Linked DNA regions of Homo sapiens: region 1 is linked to region 2. Evidence: chromatin loops called from intact Hi-C (ENCODE). Cell type or tissue: heart right ventricle. All regions are shown on one strand. Each heading gives the region's core, and the rest is flanking DNA. Links, peaks and the distances in the headings are about the cores only.

Evidence for each region. Peaks named below come from ENCODE experiments on the same cell type or tissue, not always from the same donor. Only the 100,000 strongest peaks of a DNase experiment are listed, where the experiment ranks them.
Region 1: it touches region 2 in a loop (2.0-fold over the local background); 3 of 110 quality-filtered maps call a loop at or near these places.

The regions. Positions count from the first base shown.
Region 1 is chr12:4,230,584-4,238,923 of GRCh38, reverse strand. No RefSeq gene overlaps it. Among named protein-coding and RNA genes, the nearest start is that of CCND2, 39 kb to the left of the region's middle. In heart right ventricle, for the core only: no CTCF peak of the experiment used is centred there; no DNase peak of the experiment used is centred there; H3K27me3 peaks cover 174 bases.
Region 2 is chr12:4,112,536-4,120,875 of GRCh38, reverse strand. LOC124900317 (a long non-coding RNA gene) reads left to right here and starts at 2,657. Exons shown (of 4, transcript XR_007063173.1): 1 at 2,657-2,988. It also overlaps the pseudogene RPL18P9. RefSeq lists enhancers at 2,369-2,498, 2,900-3,894 and a silencer at 2,979-3,028. In heart right ventricle, for the core only: a CTCF peak has its summit at 5,017; a DNase peak (open chromatin) is centred at 2,705; H3K27me3 peaks cover 499 bases.

The sequences.
Region 1 (8,340 bases), core at 73-8,072, 120 kb before region 2:
TTACAGGCCAGGAGAGAATGGGATAATATATTCAGTGCTGAAAGAAAAAAAAAAAAAAAACACCTGTCTGTCAAAGATACTATACCCAGCAAAATTATCTTTTATACCTGAAGGATAATTAGTCTTTCTCAGACAAGTAAATGCTGAGGTAATTCATCACCACTAGACTGGCCCTGAAAGAAATGCTTGAGAGAGTCCTACACCTGGAAGTGAAAGAACAATAGCTACTATCATGAAAACACATGAAAATATAAAACCACTGGTCGAGCAAACATACAAATAAGGAAGAGGAAAAACTCAAATGTTACCACTATAGAATACCACCAAATCACAATGATAAACAAGAGAGAAATAAAGGAGCAAAGGATATACAAAATAATCAGAAATCAATGAAAATGACAGAAATAGTCCTCACATATCAATAATAACCTTGAAGGTAAATAGATTAAACTTTCCATTTAAAAGATATAGACTACCTGAATGGATGAAAAAAAAAAAAAACCATGACCAACTATATGCTGCCTGCAAGAAACATCTCATCTGTAAAGACACATATAGACTGCAAGTAAAGAAGTGGAAAAGATATCCCATGCAAATGGAAACCAAAAGCAAGCAGGAGTATATCAGATGAACTTAAGTAAAACAGGCTTTAAATCAAAAATAGTAAAAACAGACAAAGAAGGCCATTATATAATGATAAAGGATCAATTCAGCAAGAGGATATAACAATTCTAAACACACATGCACCCAACACTGGAGCACCCAGATATATAAAGCAAATAATATTAGATATAAAGGGAGAGATAGACTTTAATACATTAATAGTTGTAGATTTCAACACCCCACTCTCAGCATTGGACAGATCATCTAGACAGAAAATTTAAAAAACATTTTATTCAAACTTCATATTACACCAAATACGCATAACAGACATTTACAGAACATGTCATCAAACAGCTGCAGAGTACTCATTCTTCTCATCAGCACACAGAACAGTTTTCAGTATAGATCATATGTTAGGACACAAAACAATTCTCAAACAATTTTTAAAAATTAGAATCATATCAAGTATTTTCTCAGACCACAACAGAAGAAAACCAGAAATCAATATCAAGAGGAACTTTGGAAATTGTACAAATATGTGGAAATTAAGCAACAAGTTTCAGAATGACCATTGGCTCAAGGAAGAAATTAAGCAGGAAATAAAAAACAGCAGATTTCTCAGCAGAAACCTTACAGACCAGGAGAGAATGGAATAATACATTCAGTGCTGAAAGAAGAAAAAACCTGTCTGTCAAAGATACTATACCCAGCAAAATTATATTTTATACCTTGAAACAAATGAAAATCAAAATACAATATACCAAAACCTTTGAGATACAGCTAAAGCAGTGCTAAGAGGGAATCTTATAGCAATAAATACCTACGTCAAAAAAGTAGAAACATTTCAAGTAAACAATATAACAATCACCTCAAGGAACTAGAAAAGCAAGAATAAACCAAACCCCAAATTAGTAGTTGGAAAGAGAGACTAAAGATCAGAGTAGAACTAAATGAAATAGAAACTAAAAACAAAAAACAAGCAAACAAACAAACAAAAAAGGATAAACAAATGAAAAGTTAGTTTTTGGAGATGATAAACCAAATATATAAACCACTTTCTAGTCTAACAGAAGAAAGAAAGAAGACCCAAGAAAGAAGACCCAAATAAGCAAAATCAGAAATGAAAAATAATTTACAACTGATATCACAGAAATACAAAAGATCATCAGGACTACTAACTATATGCTAACAAACTGGAAAACCTAGAGGAAATGGATACATTCCAGAACACATGCAACCTATGGAGATTGAATCAGGAAGATAGAGAAAACCTGAATAGATCAATAACAAAATCATGAGATTTAATAAACAACAAAACATCTCCCCAAAAAAGGAAAGTCCAGAACAGGATCACGTCACCGCCAAATTTAGCCAAACATTCAAAGAAGAGCCAACACTAATTCTCCTCAAACTATTCAAAAAAATTGAAGCAAGGCCAGGCACAGTGGCTCACGCCTGTAATCCCAGCACTTAGGGAGGCCAAGGTGGGCAGATCACTTGAGGTCAAGAGTTTGAGACCAGCCTGGCCAACATGGTGAAACCCTGTATCTACTAAAAATACAAAAATTTACCAGGCATGGTGGCAGGTGCCTGTAATTCCAGCTACTCCAGAGGCTGAGGCAGGAGAATCACTTGAACCTGGGAGGCAGGGGTTGTGCCATTGCACTCTTGCCTTGGCAACAGAATGAGATTCCGTCTCAAAAAAAGAAAAAAAGAAGAAGAAAAGAAAAAAGTGAAGCAAAAGAAATTCTTCCTAAATCATTCTCTAAGGACAGCATTACCCTGATCCCAAAACTAGGCAAGGACCCAACCCAAAAAAGAAAACTACAGGCCAATATCCCTGATGAATACAGATGCAAAAATTCTTAACAAAATGATAGCAAACCAAATCCAACAGCACATCCAAAAAAAAAAAAAAAAAAACACACCATGATCAAGTGGTATTTATCCCAGTGATGCAAGGATGCTCAACATGCACAAATAAATGTGATACATCACATAAACAGAATGAAAAATAAAAACCATATGATGATATCAATAGATGCAGAAAAGGCATTTGATAAAATTCAGCAGTACTTCATGATTAAAAACTCTTCAACAAACTATGTATAGAAGGGACATACCTCAACATAATAAAGGCCATGTGTGACAAACCCACAACTAACATCATACTGAATGGGGAAAAGCTGAAAGCCTTTCCTCTAAGAACTGAAAAAAGATAAAGATGCCCACTTTCAACACTCCTATTCAACATAGTACTGGCAGTCCTAGCCAGAGCAATTAGGCAAGAGAAAGAAATAAAAGGCATCTAAATTGAAAAAGAAGTCAAATTGTCCCTCTTTTATGATGGCTCTATCTTATATATAAAAAATCTAAAGATTCTACCAAAAAACTCTTAGATCTGATAAATTCAGTAAAGTTTCAGGAAACAAAATTAACATACAAAAATCAGTAGCATTTCTATAAACCAATAATTAAGAAAGAAATCAAGAAGGCAATTTCATTTACAACAGTTATTAAGATATCTAGGAATAAATTTAACTAAGGATGTAAAAGAGCTCTACAAGGAAAACTACAAAGCACTGATGAAAGAAATTGAAGAGGACACAAATTGAAAAGACATCCCATGCTCATGGATGGGCTCAATAAATAGTATTGAGAAAATTGGACATGCACATGCAGAAAAGTGAAATTGAGCCCTTATCTCACCATATACAAAAATCAATTCAAGATGGATTAAAGACTTAAGCATAAGACTTGAAACTATAAAAATACTGGAAGAAAACATAGGGAAAACACTTTAGAATATTGGTCTAGGCAAATATTTTATGGCTGAGACCTCAAAAGCATAGGCAACAAAACCAAAAATAGACAGATGGGACTATATTAAACCAGAAAACTTCTTCACACCAAAGGAAACAATCAGCAGAGTAAAGAGAAAACCTGCAGAATGGGAGAAATCTATTTATCCAATAATGGACTAGCATTCAGAATATACAAGGAACTCAAACAATTCAACAGTAAACAAACAAACATATAATCCCATTAAAAATTTGGCAAAGGACATACAAAGACGTTTCTCAAAAGAAGACAAACGGTCAATAGTTATATAAACAATACTTAACATCGCTAATCATCAGAAAAATGCAAATCAATACCACAGTGAGGTATCATCTTAACCCAGTTAGAATGGCTGTGATTAAAAAGACAAAAAATAACAGATGCAGGTGAGGATGTGGAGAAAAGGGAACTCTTAAACACTTTGGTGGGAATGTAAATTAGTACAGCCATTATGGAGAACAGTGTGGAGATTATTCACAAAACTAAATACAGAACTACCATACAATCCAGCAATCCCACTTCTAGACATTTATCCAAAGGAAAGGAAATCAATATATTAAAGGGATACCCGCACTCACATGTTTTTTGCAGCACTATTCACAATAGCAATTACATGGAATCAACCTAAGTGTCCACCAAGGGACGGACACTTGGAATAGATAAAGGAAATGTGGTATAAATACACAACGGAATACTATTTGGTCATAAAAAAAGAATGAAATCATGTCATTTCCAAAAACATGGATGCAACTGGAGGTCGTTGTGTTTAGTGAAGTAAGCCAGACATAGAAAGACAAGTTTAGTGTGTTCTCACTCATAAGTGGGAGAGCTAAAATAGTTAATCTCATGGAAGTAGAAAGTAGAATGATGTTTACCAGGGGCTGGGAAGGGTGTGTGGATGGCAAGAGTTGGGGAAAGAAGAGAGGTTGGTGAATGGGTACAAACTTAACAGTTAGATAAAAGGAATAAGTTTTAATGTTTGACAACAGAGTAGGGTCACCATAGTTAGCAACAATGTATTGTCTATTTCGAAGTAGCTAGAAGAGAGAATTTAAATGTTCCCAACATATAGAAATGAAAAATACTCAAGGTGATGTATACCACAAATATCCTAACTTGATCATTACACATTCTCTGCATGCAACAGAATATCACATGTACCCTATAAATATGTAAAATATTAGATATCAATTTAAAAACCCTACAATATATTATTTCCCCCCTTTTCCAGATGAGGAAATTTAGAGGAAGGGAGCAGTGGCAGCTGTAGAATGTTAACCTATGACAGGGATTTATGGATTATAATTTGGTTGCAGGGATACCAGGAAGTTTTGTCCCGAAGCTGATTTTTGCTCTGTGTTGATTTTACTCTACACATTGCATGTTTGGGGGTGGCTATGGCAGTCATGGGGACTAAAACCCTCCTTTGCCAAGCAAAGGTACCACTTCTACAGGGAAGTTAAGTCAATTGCCAAAGATTGCATAGCTAGAAACTAGCAGAGTCAGAACTTAAACCCTGAGATAGTTGTCAGTAGGAGGTTAGTTAGAAGTCATTAGGTATTTTTGCCAAGACGCTAATAAGTCATTAACATGGAGTTTACAAGAAGAAGCCCAAAGGTCCCAGTTTTTTCCAGCTTCTAGATTAACAGGAGAAATAAGTCGTTAAAGTGTACATTATGACACATACAAAAAAGACAAACTCAGCAGGTGCAAAAAATAGCAATTGGGCAGAAATCTATGGGGAGTTGCAGAGCCATTGGTGAGGGGCACTGGGTAGGTGGGTTTCCAGGTGGTATAAGAGTATACGACTCAAAGTTTTGATGAGAGGAAATGTGCCGTCATATTTCAGCTGCAGCCGACCTAGTCTACCCACCATGTGGGTCCCAGTTTCCTCATCTACTTAAGGAAGGGTTAAGATTCAATAGTCTTCCAGCGTTGGTACTTTATGACTGGTTTTGTTTTCAAATCAGAGAAAATATGGAACACATACAGCTCTTAGACTCTCCTCTATTCCTGCAACTTTTAAAAAACTTTCCAGAGAATGGCTTCCTGGACACTGCCACGTAGAATGTCTATTCTGAGACTTGTCTCAGCCAATTCTCATCAGGAACCAGCTTCCCCTATCCCCGACCAGGGAATGCATGGATTTTAATATTCATTAGTGTCAGGAAAGTCAGCTTCAGGAAAAGAAAAGAAAATCATAACGTTCTCCAACTCCATCCAGGATTGGTTTGGGGTTCTTCATGATTTTATACTATCCTGGCCAATTCTTCCTTATGATAGTGTGCATGATCCAATACTTTCTTCTGAGACTGTGCGGGATCTGACATCTAATGGAGAAAAAGCTAGTCATGTTTTTGAGACGAGCCTTTTTGAGGGAAGCATGAACAGCTCTTCCCAGGCTGTTCTATTTTTCCTGCCCAGTCTGAAGTCAAACACTGTGGGGAAATCCGGCTGCTTCCTAGAAGCCAATCCATTCCACCCGCTTTGGAGAGGAAGAGAAAGATGGATTTAATGATTCTGGTTCTAAGCCCAAGGGTCATGGTTGTGTCATAGCAGAGGTTACCAGTACCCAGAGTCTAGGGGCCTAGTAGGGCCTGGGAAAGCCATAGCGCTGCCAAGCGCCTTCCATCCAATGATCCCAGCAGCATTTAGAGGGAAAAGGCACAAAGGGAATGCGGGGAGGGAGGCATGGAGGATTTTAGGAGAAGGCCACTGACGGGAACTAGTTCTGTTAAAGCTCTGGGCTCAGTGACTTTCTGGGGGCCACTGGGTTTCTTTAGGGCCTATGATTTCAAACAGCATACCCTCGATTCTGCTACGACCCACTCATATATCTTCTCAGGGAGCATATCTGGAGATCCTTCCAGGAGGGAAGAGGTAGCAAGTGGAGGGAGCATGGGCATGCACAGCTTCCACATAGCAGGGAAAACCCAGCAATGGGATATGGGGAGAAGGAGAGAGATAGAAGAGGGGCTGGGGCCCTTCACAGGGACTTGCTTCCTCTCCTCTTCAGGATCCATTGAACCTCCTGTGAATTCATAACTCAGCTCTCCTGCCCACTTGGGTATCTGGGTGATTTTCCCAGGGACTGGGCCAGCCAGTTTCTCCCAGCCTGGGCCCTAAACAGCCTCCTCCTCCCATGTCTAGATGCTTCTGCTGACAGACAGACTAATTCAAATGACCCCTGCTCAATCTCATGATTCCCAAGCAAGATCCTCACCTCCTTGCACAGTAATGGTCTCACCAAGCTTAAGGGAAGGATGGTCCATTTGTGATGTTCTCACGCATAGTGTGAACTAATGAGAAAGTGCTGCTCTTTCAACACAGAGAAAATGCTACTGACCACTCGCCCTTGCCCTCACCCTTCCTCAGTGTAGACTGTGCCAGGGCCATCCTGGGTGAGGGAGGCAGAAAACAAGGAGGCCACATCCATGGCCCTCAAAGCTCACTGTCTCTTGCTGGACACAGGTGTATATAAAACTAACTGTATTACTGGGGAGTAAATGCGGCTATGGAAATGCAGAGGATGGAGAGATTCTCATCACCACCCAGCATGTAGGAGTCAGGAAAGCTTAAAGGAGATGGAATTTTACTCTGAATTTAGGATTTTCATAGGGAGAGATGGATGGATGGCACTCCCAGGCATGGGGAGATTAGAGCAGAGGCGAGGGAAATGCTGTGTCTAAAAAATGGCCAGTGTTAAATTTGACTGAGCCATGGATGTTTGAGGGGGAAGTAGGTGATCAGAGTAAGGATTTAAGTGAGAGTGTAAAAGATGTTGCTGGAGATACAGGAGGCTCCAGCCGGATTATGGAGGACTTTAATTCTACCCTAAAGATTTTGTAGTTCATCCTCCAGGTGGACGGTTCCCTTGTACTCCACACCCATATTCCTTACTATTAATATCTTTTTTTTTTTGAGACAGAGTCTCACTCTGTTGCCCAGGCTGAAGTGCAACGACACGACCTCAGCTCACTGCAACCTCTGCCTCTCGGGTTCAAGTGATTCTCCTGCCTCAGCCTCCCGAGTAACTGAGACCACAGGCGCGTGCCACCATGCCTGGCTAATTTTTTTGTATTTTTGGTAGAGATGGGGTTTCACTGTGTTAGCCAGGATGGTCTCGATCTCCTGACCTCGTGATCCGCCTGCCTCGGCCTCCCAAAGTCCTGGGATTACAGGCGTGAGCCACCATGCCCGGCCTCTTACTATTAATATCTTACACTACTGTGGTACATTTGTCAAAATTAATGAACCAATACTGATACATTATTATTAACTAAGCCCCTGCTTTATGGTGGTATTCTTAAAATCAGTAGACGTTTACCTTGTTCTTCTTAACCCCCTGTGTCTTGTGCACCCCTGTGGTATATGTACCCATGGGGAGACCATTGCCCTCTACGGATCCATGGAAAGTTATGGATTTGAGCAACGCCATCTGTACTCATTTGTACCTTCCCATTTACAAGAGGACTGCCTGGGGCCAGAGCCCAGCCTGACAGATGCTAACCAGCCCAGATGAGCAACAACCCTGCGGACGCAACTGCCTTGGTTAGCACATACCTTGAACAGCCCGGGTGAGGCACCAGAGGAGGAGGCTGATGTGGATATTCTCGGGGAGGAGGAGCAAGATGGCTGGCAGAACCAGACAGTAGCTGGAACTTCTGCTAAGTGAGACTGAGGTCCCAGAAGCAATTCGGTGTAGTGAACAGGATGCCGAGACCCCAGGCTCAGGATACCCGGGCTCCCACTGATTCTGCCATGAGTGAGGTAAGTGGTGGTTGGAAAGACAATTCATTCAACACATTTACTGAGCACATATTACATGCCAGGCACCGGGCTGGAGATCCAAAATGAGTAAGACCCAGCCTCCATCCTCAGGGGTGCTCACAGTCT
Region 2 (8,340 bases), core at 24-8,023:
GACTTCTTTTATGGAGTTTTGGAAGTATGTGCAGAGCTGTCCCCCAGGTCCCATCCCCCGTCACTGCCCTCTGGCCCTGTGACCATCAGTATCTCCATTGTCTTGACAGAGACATTCTGGAGCCTCACTTTGGTCATGGATCTCTCTAGTTTCTGGAACTGGCAGCAGCAGCTGTCTGCTGGGTGGTGGCATGGTGCAGGCTGTTGCTAGGAGGATGGCTGATATTAAGGTGGGGTGAGGAAGACAGGATGGTGGGTGGGGAGGATGGCAGCTGAACCGTTGGTTTATTTCAAGGTTCCAAGACCTCCAACCATCTCTTCCTACAAGCCCCCCAACACAGGGTGGAGGTGCGGAACCCAGACCAGATGTTTCCTCTCTTTCACTATCGATGGATGGTTTGAGGACACAGGGGAAGGGAGGGGGAAGGAAATGAAGGCAGTGAGAGAGAATCCTTATTTGGGAGCCCATCCTTCTCCACCTGGGGTCTGCAGCCTCCGTGTCCACTCCCTGAAGTTCTAGTAGGCACCCAATGGATGTTAATCACATTGCCAAAGCCAGGGTCAAGGCAAACCAAGGGCATGGATGTGGGATGGCCCATTACCTGGAGGTACCTGCTGCACAGCAGCCTCCTGGTAGCTTGGAAATTACGTCACTAGCCATAGGCACGGCCTGCCAGAGGCACCATGTGGTCCACTGAGGTGGGACCTAACTGGGTAACAGTGAATTTTTTCCCCGTGGGTCAGCCTTGACCTGGATGATCTCCCACCCACCCTTGACCTGGATGATCTCCCAACCCTCCCTTGACTGGGATGATCTCCCACCCACCCTTGACCGGGATGATCTCCCAACCCACCCTTGACCGGGATGATCTCCCAACCCACCCTTGACCGGGATGATCTCCCAACCCACCCTTGACCGGGATGATCTCCCAACCCACCCTTGACCGGGATGATCTCCCACGCACCCTTGACCGGGATGATCTCCCACCCACCCTTGACAGGGATGATCTCCCACCCAGAAATGACTTCACCTCCCTAAGTTCCTTGGTAGGGAACTTGAGGGGTGGTTAGAAACTTCCACTCAACTCACTGCATAATAACTCAGGACAGGAGAGGATAAGAACAGCTCTTTGTGTCACCGGCACCACTAGGAGAAACAGCCTAAAAGGCAGGGAGAGCAGCTTGGAGAATTCCAGCAGCTTCAAACTACACCACCAGGATCTCTGTGGGTCTCAGTTTCCATGTCTGTAAAATGGGGAGAATAATACATGCCAAGTGACCATCCTCCCTCAGCAAGAGAACTTTGTGAGTAATAATTGTCATGACAGCACTTTCCAAATGTGTAGGATCAGCGAGAAAGAGATTTCACAGAGATTTCACAGGGCATCAACAGCTCAGGGGATGTTGGCTACAGGCGGGGAAAGCACCTATATGCCCTTCTACCTGCCGCACCCACGGAGGAGGCTCAGCTGGAAGGACAGGTGCACTCCTTCCAGAATACTCTGAAATCATTGTGGGTGCCCAGTAAGCACTTCTTGGTCAGAGTCTGAGAGTAACAACTGAAAGTACTGAGGGCTCAAAATCACCTGCTCCAGTTAATCATTTTGAGGGCTTTGGTGTCATATCCTTCCCTGAGTTACGTCTTCTTTCTCAGGCACATGTCCGTGAGGCCCCTGTGTATCTGGGTAGGTCAAACTGCATTGGGTGCATACTTTTTCTTGGTCAGCATCTCGGTTTCTATTTCTAAAGTCAAAAGAAGTGCCTCGATTCCTCCCAAGACTTGACAAGCCCAGCAGGGTTGGTGGCTTCTTTGCTGTGTTGCTGAAAATGGAACAGGCTGCCCTGGAGGTGGTGAGCCCCCTGCCCCGGAGATGTTCAGTGAGATCACCTGTGACTACATGCTGTGCTAAGGACCTTGTGTGCCTCACCTTCATCACTGCAACAACCCATGAGGAGCCCATATCATGATCACCTCCATCTCACAGATAACAGGGGAGGGTACCTGCCACACAGCAGCCTTCTACTAACTTGGGAATCACGCCACTAGCCATAGGCACAACCTGCCAGAAGCACCATGTGGTCCACTGAGGTGGGAGCTAACTGGGTAACAGTGAATTTTTTCCCTGTGGGTCAGCCATGACGGCTCCCCCACCCCGCCTTTGACCGGGATGATCTCCCACCCAGAGATGACTTCACCTCCCTAAGCCAGACAGGACTGAATGGGAGAACAGCTGGGGAGGTGCATGCAGCACAACCTGGAAAGTGTGTGTGTGTGAGTGTGAGTGTGTGTGAGAGACTGTGTGTGTGTGAGAGAGAGAGAAACAGAGAGAGAGAGGGTGAAAGAGAGAGAATTGCTTTTGTATGAATCTGTCTCTTTCTTTTTCTTTCTTTTTTTCAGCAAACCACAGACCGGCTACACATTCTTGGGCAGTTTCCTGAAGATGAACTTAAGATTTTGAGAGAGAGAGAAAAAAAAGAAAAGAGTAGGGGTGGAGGAAGAAGCGAGGCAGAAAGTAATCAAGCTCACGTGCATGTGCATGCGCGTGCTCACACACACACACACACACACTCTTCACACACAACTCCTGGCAATAAGGAAGTGAGACTAGATCTTTTTCATGAATGGGCTTAACTCAGCCTTGCTGAACTTCCGCTCTCCCATTCACCAGCATTCAAATTTCACCTTCTGACCATCCAAGGCAGCTGGCTGCTGGCCCAGGAACTAAGAGCACTTTGAGATCATCCCTCTGACCACAGGCAACTGTGTGCTTGCAAGGAATCTTCTTTCCTGAGCCGGTAAATTCAAAATGACCAGGGTGTTCACAGGGTACCAGGTTTGAGGGCCACTGACCCTTGAACCCCCAACCCTACCTACTGCCCTATTCACCCAGGACCACAGCTTACACTCTGGAAAAGCCAAGAAATGACAGCAGGCAATGCACACGGAGGAAACATTTCTGCACAGCAACTGCACAGGAGGACAGCCCAGGTGAACTCTCTGGGGAACGTTCACGCCTGCCTTAAATTAGGCTGGGGGAAATGACAGTCACCATTTTGGAAAGGACACTTTATGCCTTTTCCCATGGGAGCTAGGGAGCAATGAACTGGGGCGTGTGACCTATAAGTGTGCCATTCTTTCGTATTGGGTGGGAGCTAGGCGAGGCACAGGCAGCGGTGGAAGTTTCTGTTCCCTTGAAAATCAGCCTCGAGATGCCTGGCAGGGTGTGTCCAGGCAGTGGAAGGACCGGTGAAGGGTCTTGAGCAAAAGTCACTTCATGTTGCTGTGCCCCAGCTTCCTCATTTGTCAAGAGGTGGCAATAAGACCTCCCTGGGACAACCACTGGGGTGACCCAGTGAGCTAAGGCCAAAGACCTGACTCCCCAGTGTGAATGACCCGGGCTCATCGGCAACCCAGTTAGGGAAACCCCTACCACCTAGAGCTGACAAAGCAGGTGCCACTGTTCCGAAAGGATAAGGATAGCTTTATCTCTGAACTTCCAGAAATGGTGACTGTGACAGACTAGTGGCCCAGAAGCGAGGAAAGCGATGGGAGGCAGACAGGGCTGGCCTGCCCCAAGACCAAAGGAGGAGCAGGAGAGAAGTCGGGGTAGAGACACCACGGAGGCTCAGCTTTTCTTTTCCTGATTTCTTTCCCCTCTCCTGCAAGTCCTTCTAATGGAAGCTCAAGGAGGCAACGGAGAAAGGGACATCCTTTTCCTGACTCCACCTTGTATCCTTAGAATCCTCATGCAGGCTCCCTGGTCCCCACACTTGGGCTACAGGGGGTTTCCAAGCCCTGTGTCTTACAATGTTTGGGCCCAGAGGCAGGAGCATAGACGAGATGACCTTCAGAGCACCTTCCCCGCTTGGGGCAAGGAGTCTTTCTCCAAGGCTGAATCTAGGGCAGCATGCTAGAGAACTGCATTCCACTCCTTGCAGCTGCTGAGCTACTGGGTCCAGCTCTGGGCACTGGGAATGGACTCGGAAATACCAGTGGGCTTTGTTTGGGCCGATTACTCACAGTACAGGAATGATATCCATTCCACTGGACTTTCTAGGAACTTGCCTGCAGCTGGAGCGGTCCCTGTCCCTAGGTTTCCTCTAGCACAGAGAGGCTGCTAGCAGAGGCCTGGCTGGGGAGGGAATGTGCAGCTTACAGGGGATGCCAGTGGGCCCCAGGAAGCACTGATGCAATGCTCTTTTTATTAAGTTGGGCTCTGAGCCCTTCTCCCCTGTGATAACTTCCGGGAGTAGCTGTCCCCATTTCCCTGGTCTCCTCTCCCTCTCCTGCTTCAAGAGCCAAATTCCTGCAGGACAGCAGCACCTGAGGAATCCGAATTCACACAATAGTAATGCAGGTGGACAGAGGAAATGCCTGTTGGTCTAAGGAGCTTGGGTAATAAAGGTTGCCGTCTGCCGAAGCCTCACATGCCAGGTGCGTGCCCAGCCCTGCAGGCTCTGCCTCCCTCAATCCTTCCAGCACCCTGGTTGTGCAGGTGCTGTCCTTGTGACCTTTTTACACATGAGGAAGTGGAGCCTTAGGTCAGGAAATGCTTTTAAGATCACGTAGTTAGCAAATGGCAGAGCTGGGAATTAAGTCCATTTCTGCTCAATTACAAAACACGCGAGTTTAGTCACTGGACTCCGATTTTTGTGTGTACTGTAGTAGCTCGGCTTTTATGAGAACCGGAGATTAAGCTCCCTGAGGGTAAAGGCTATGTCTTATTTTTTATTTTCTTTTATTTTCTACCCTATTTATCTCTATAAGATGCCAGGAACTCGTTTTAAAATGCACCTGCCAAAACATGCTGAGATGGTGGGCGGCGGCTGCCCATGGATGATATGGAGGCCACTGCAGCTGAAGGGACAAAAATCAACCCTGGAACTGTCCATGCTGCAGACAGACCTTTCAGTTTGCTCTCACCCTGCTTCTCCCGTGGCTGTGGTATTTTTCTCCCGTCTGCCTCCTGGTTTCTGCCCACTGGAGGCTTTTCCAGCCTCGTGACCTCTATTACTGCCCCCTCTCTGCAAATGCCTGCACCTACTCATCGCCCTGTCTTCAAGCCGCTACCGCATGACTGAGGTTCCTTTACTCTTCTTCCCTGTGCCACGTCCCTGTTCCCTAACGGCTCCTCTGGCTCGCTCTCTGTGTCTCTAAGCGCCTGGGCCACCTCACTCTCCATTCCTGCTGAGGGTGTCTGAGAGAGTCCCTGATGGGTTAGTGACAACCCAAATCTGGAGATACCTGTTGGTCCCAGTCTCACCAGCTTAGCTTTTAGGCTGCCCACATTCTGTAAGGCAGTGGTCTGCAACCTTTTTGGCACCAGAGATGGGTTTCGTGGGCGACAATTTTTCCATGAATGGGGCAGGGGAGGAAAGGGTGGTTTCAGGATGACTGAAGCACATGACATTTATTGTGCACTTTATTTCTATTATTACTACATTATAATATATTATGAAATCATTATACAACTCACCATAATGTAGAATCAGTGGAAGCCCTGAGCTTGTTTTCCTGCAACTAGACAGTCCCATGTGAGGGTGATGGGAGACAGTGAGAGATCATCAGGCATTAGGGTTTCACAAGGAGCACGCAGCCTAGATCCCTCGCAAGCGCAGTTCACAGTAGGGTTTGTGCTCCTATGAGAATCTTATGCAGTCGCCAATCTGACAGGGGGTGGAGCTCAGGTGGTGATGTGAGCAATGGGGAGTGGCTATAAATACAGATGAAGCTTCACTCACTTGCCCACCATTCATTTCCTGCGTGTGGCCAGGATCCCCCCGATAGCAGCGGCTCACCTCAGGTCCTCCAATTTAAAGAGCAGGCACTTGAAGCTCAGAAACATTAAGCAACTTGCCTGAGGTCACACATTTAGAAGGTGATAGAATCCAGATCAGAACACACATCAGTCTGGGAAGATGAAAAAAAATCTGGAGATGAACGGTGGTGATGGTTGCACAACGATGTGAATGTACTTAATGCCACTGAATCCTTTAAAATGGTGAAAACGGTAAATTTTGTCATGTATGTTTTACCATAATAAAAAGTGGCTAAAATGGCAAAAAGAAACAATGAACAAAATAACCTCATGGGATTTTAAATTGGGTTAAATGAGGTATTGTACCTAAACCCTTATCTTCATGCCTGGCACATAGGAGCTAATACGATGATTAATTATGTTAATATTACTTTTTTAGTTTCCTCATCTATAAAGTGGGGATAATAAAGATACCTCTCAGGGCTTTTTTTTTTTTTTTTTTTTTTTTTTGAGACGGAGTCTCGCTCTGTCATCAGGCTGGAGTTCAGCGGCACAATCTCGGCTCACTGCAACCTCCACCTCCCGGGTTCAAGCGATTCTCCTGCCTCCGCTTCCCAAGTAGCTGGGACTATAGGCGCGTGCCACCTCGCCCAGCTAATTTGTTGTATTTTTAGTAGAGACGGGGTTTCACCATGTTGGCCAGGATGGTCTTGATCTCTTGACTTCATGATCCGCCCGCCTCGGCCTCCCAAAGTGCTGGGATTACAGACGTGAGCCACCACGCCCGGCCTGGGCTTTTTTTCCCTTATTTCTTTTTTTTTTTTTTTTTTATGAGACGGAGTCTCGCTCTGTCACCCAGGCTGGAGTGCAGTGGCGCGATCTCGGCTCACTGCAAGCTCCGCCTCCCAGGTTCACGCCATTCTCCTGCCTCAGTCTCCCGAGTAGCTGGTTTTTCCCTTATTTCTTAGAAATTTATTGTGGCAGATTTATGCATATATAAGTTGCATTCATTGTTTAAAATGGAGACATCACCTACTTGAAGAGCATAAGTACCAAGTATACAGCTGGATGGATTTTACATATGTATTTATCAGTGTACTCACCACCCAGGCCAAGGTAGAGACATTTTCCATGCCCTGAAAACTTCCTTGTGTCCCTCCAGGTTAGGACCAGCTTCCTTCCCACTCTTAGGGGTTTTGATTGGATTAAACACAACCTCTAGCACCTTGTCTGACACAGACTTGCTTGATCAATGTTATTAATAATCAATACTATTATTAATAACACACTAATTACTGCTGTTTGACAAAGGGTAAAAACAATAGAACTGCTAATGATGACAATACTCCAAACCACAAAACTCACACAAGACCACCGGCCATAGAGCTAAGAGGTTGGCCCTTTGGCTGCCATCCACCAGCCATGCAGCTTGGGCCAAGAGGATGCCCCTCTGAGCTTCAGGGTCCTCATCCCTCAAGTGAGGCCTCAGTCTAAGTATCTAGAGTCTAAGGATCTCTGTGGCGCCTTCTAGTTCTAACATTCGACAAGTCTAGGAATTCGGCTTTGTAACCTGGCAAGGGGCTGAAAAAAGTGTGGAAACTGAGGGTTACAGCAAAGTCAAGCCCATAGACCTCTTGCACCCCAGCAGCTGGAGTGGTGTTCATGGTGCCTGGCTGCAGGGACAATACAGAAAGGCTCTTGCTACAACTTTTGAAGACTTCTAGGTCAAACCATACTAATGGGTTGACCTGTAGAGATGAAAAACCTTTCTCCACATTAGGGTTGACATGCACAGGTCATACCAGTGGCCAAGTCCACCCACTCTATTCTCAGCTGCTGGATTCTCTGGGTGGCAGAGTTTCCATCTGCTCACACAGCTGTGCTGAGAGCTGAATGGTCTGGGGTGGTCTCTGTTCACCGGCCAGCTGTTTAAGCAGCAGGCAGGGGGAGCTTCCCCTGGCTTCCTCAGGACTGCAGCTGTTCAGAGCATCATGGGAACAAAGGCTGACTTCTATGACAAGAATGTGTCAAAACCAATTTTTCTTAATGCAGGAAATTATTTCAAGTTGACTTATAAACTAGTCCAAACATGTTCTCTGCAACATAAAACACAGTAATAAAGTGCCTAAAAGAGTGTCTCACATAGAACAGGTACTCAGTAAATGTCAGTTCCTGGATGCCTCAGCCTATATTAATCTCTGTCATTCATTCATTCATTCATTCATTCATTCACTCACTCAGCAAACACTTTTCAGTGCTGTGCGTTCCAGATATTGAAGACACCATAATGAACAACACAGACAAAATCCCTGCCCTTGAATTTTATAGTCTGGTGGGTAGAGACTGACAATTGACAATTACAATTAAAAAAAAAAAGACAACAGGCATTCAGTTGATCAAATATTTACTGAGCACCTAGTAGTGCCAGACACAGTTTTAGGTATTAGGGATACAGCGTTAAACAAGACACACGTAGTTTCTCAACTTAAAAAGCTTTACTTCTAGTGGAGAACCAGACAGTAACCATATGAACAAATGAGTAAAAGAGTTTCGTGATGGTGTTTGAGGGAAATGAATGTAGC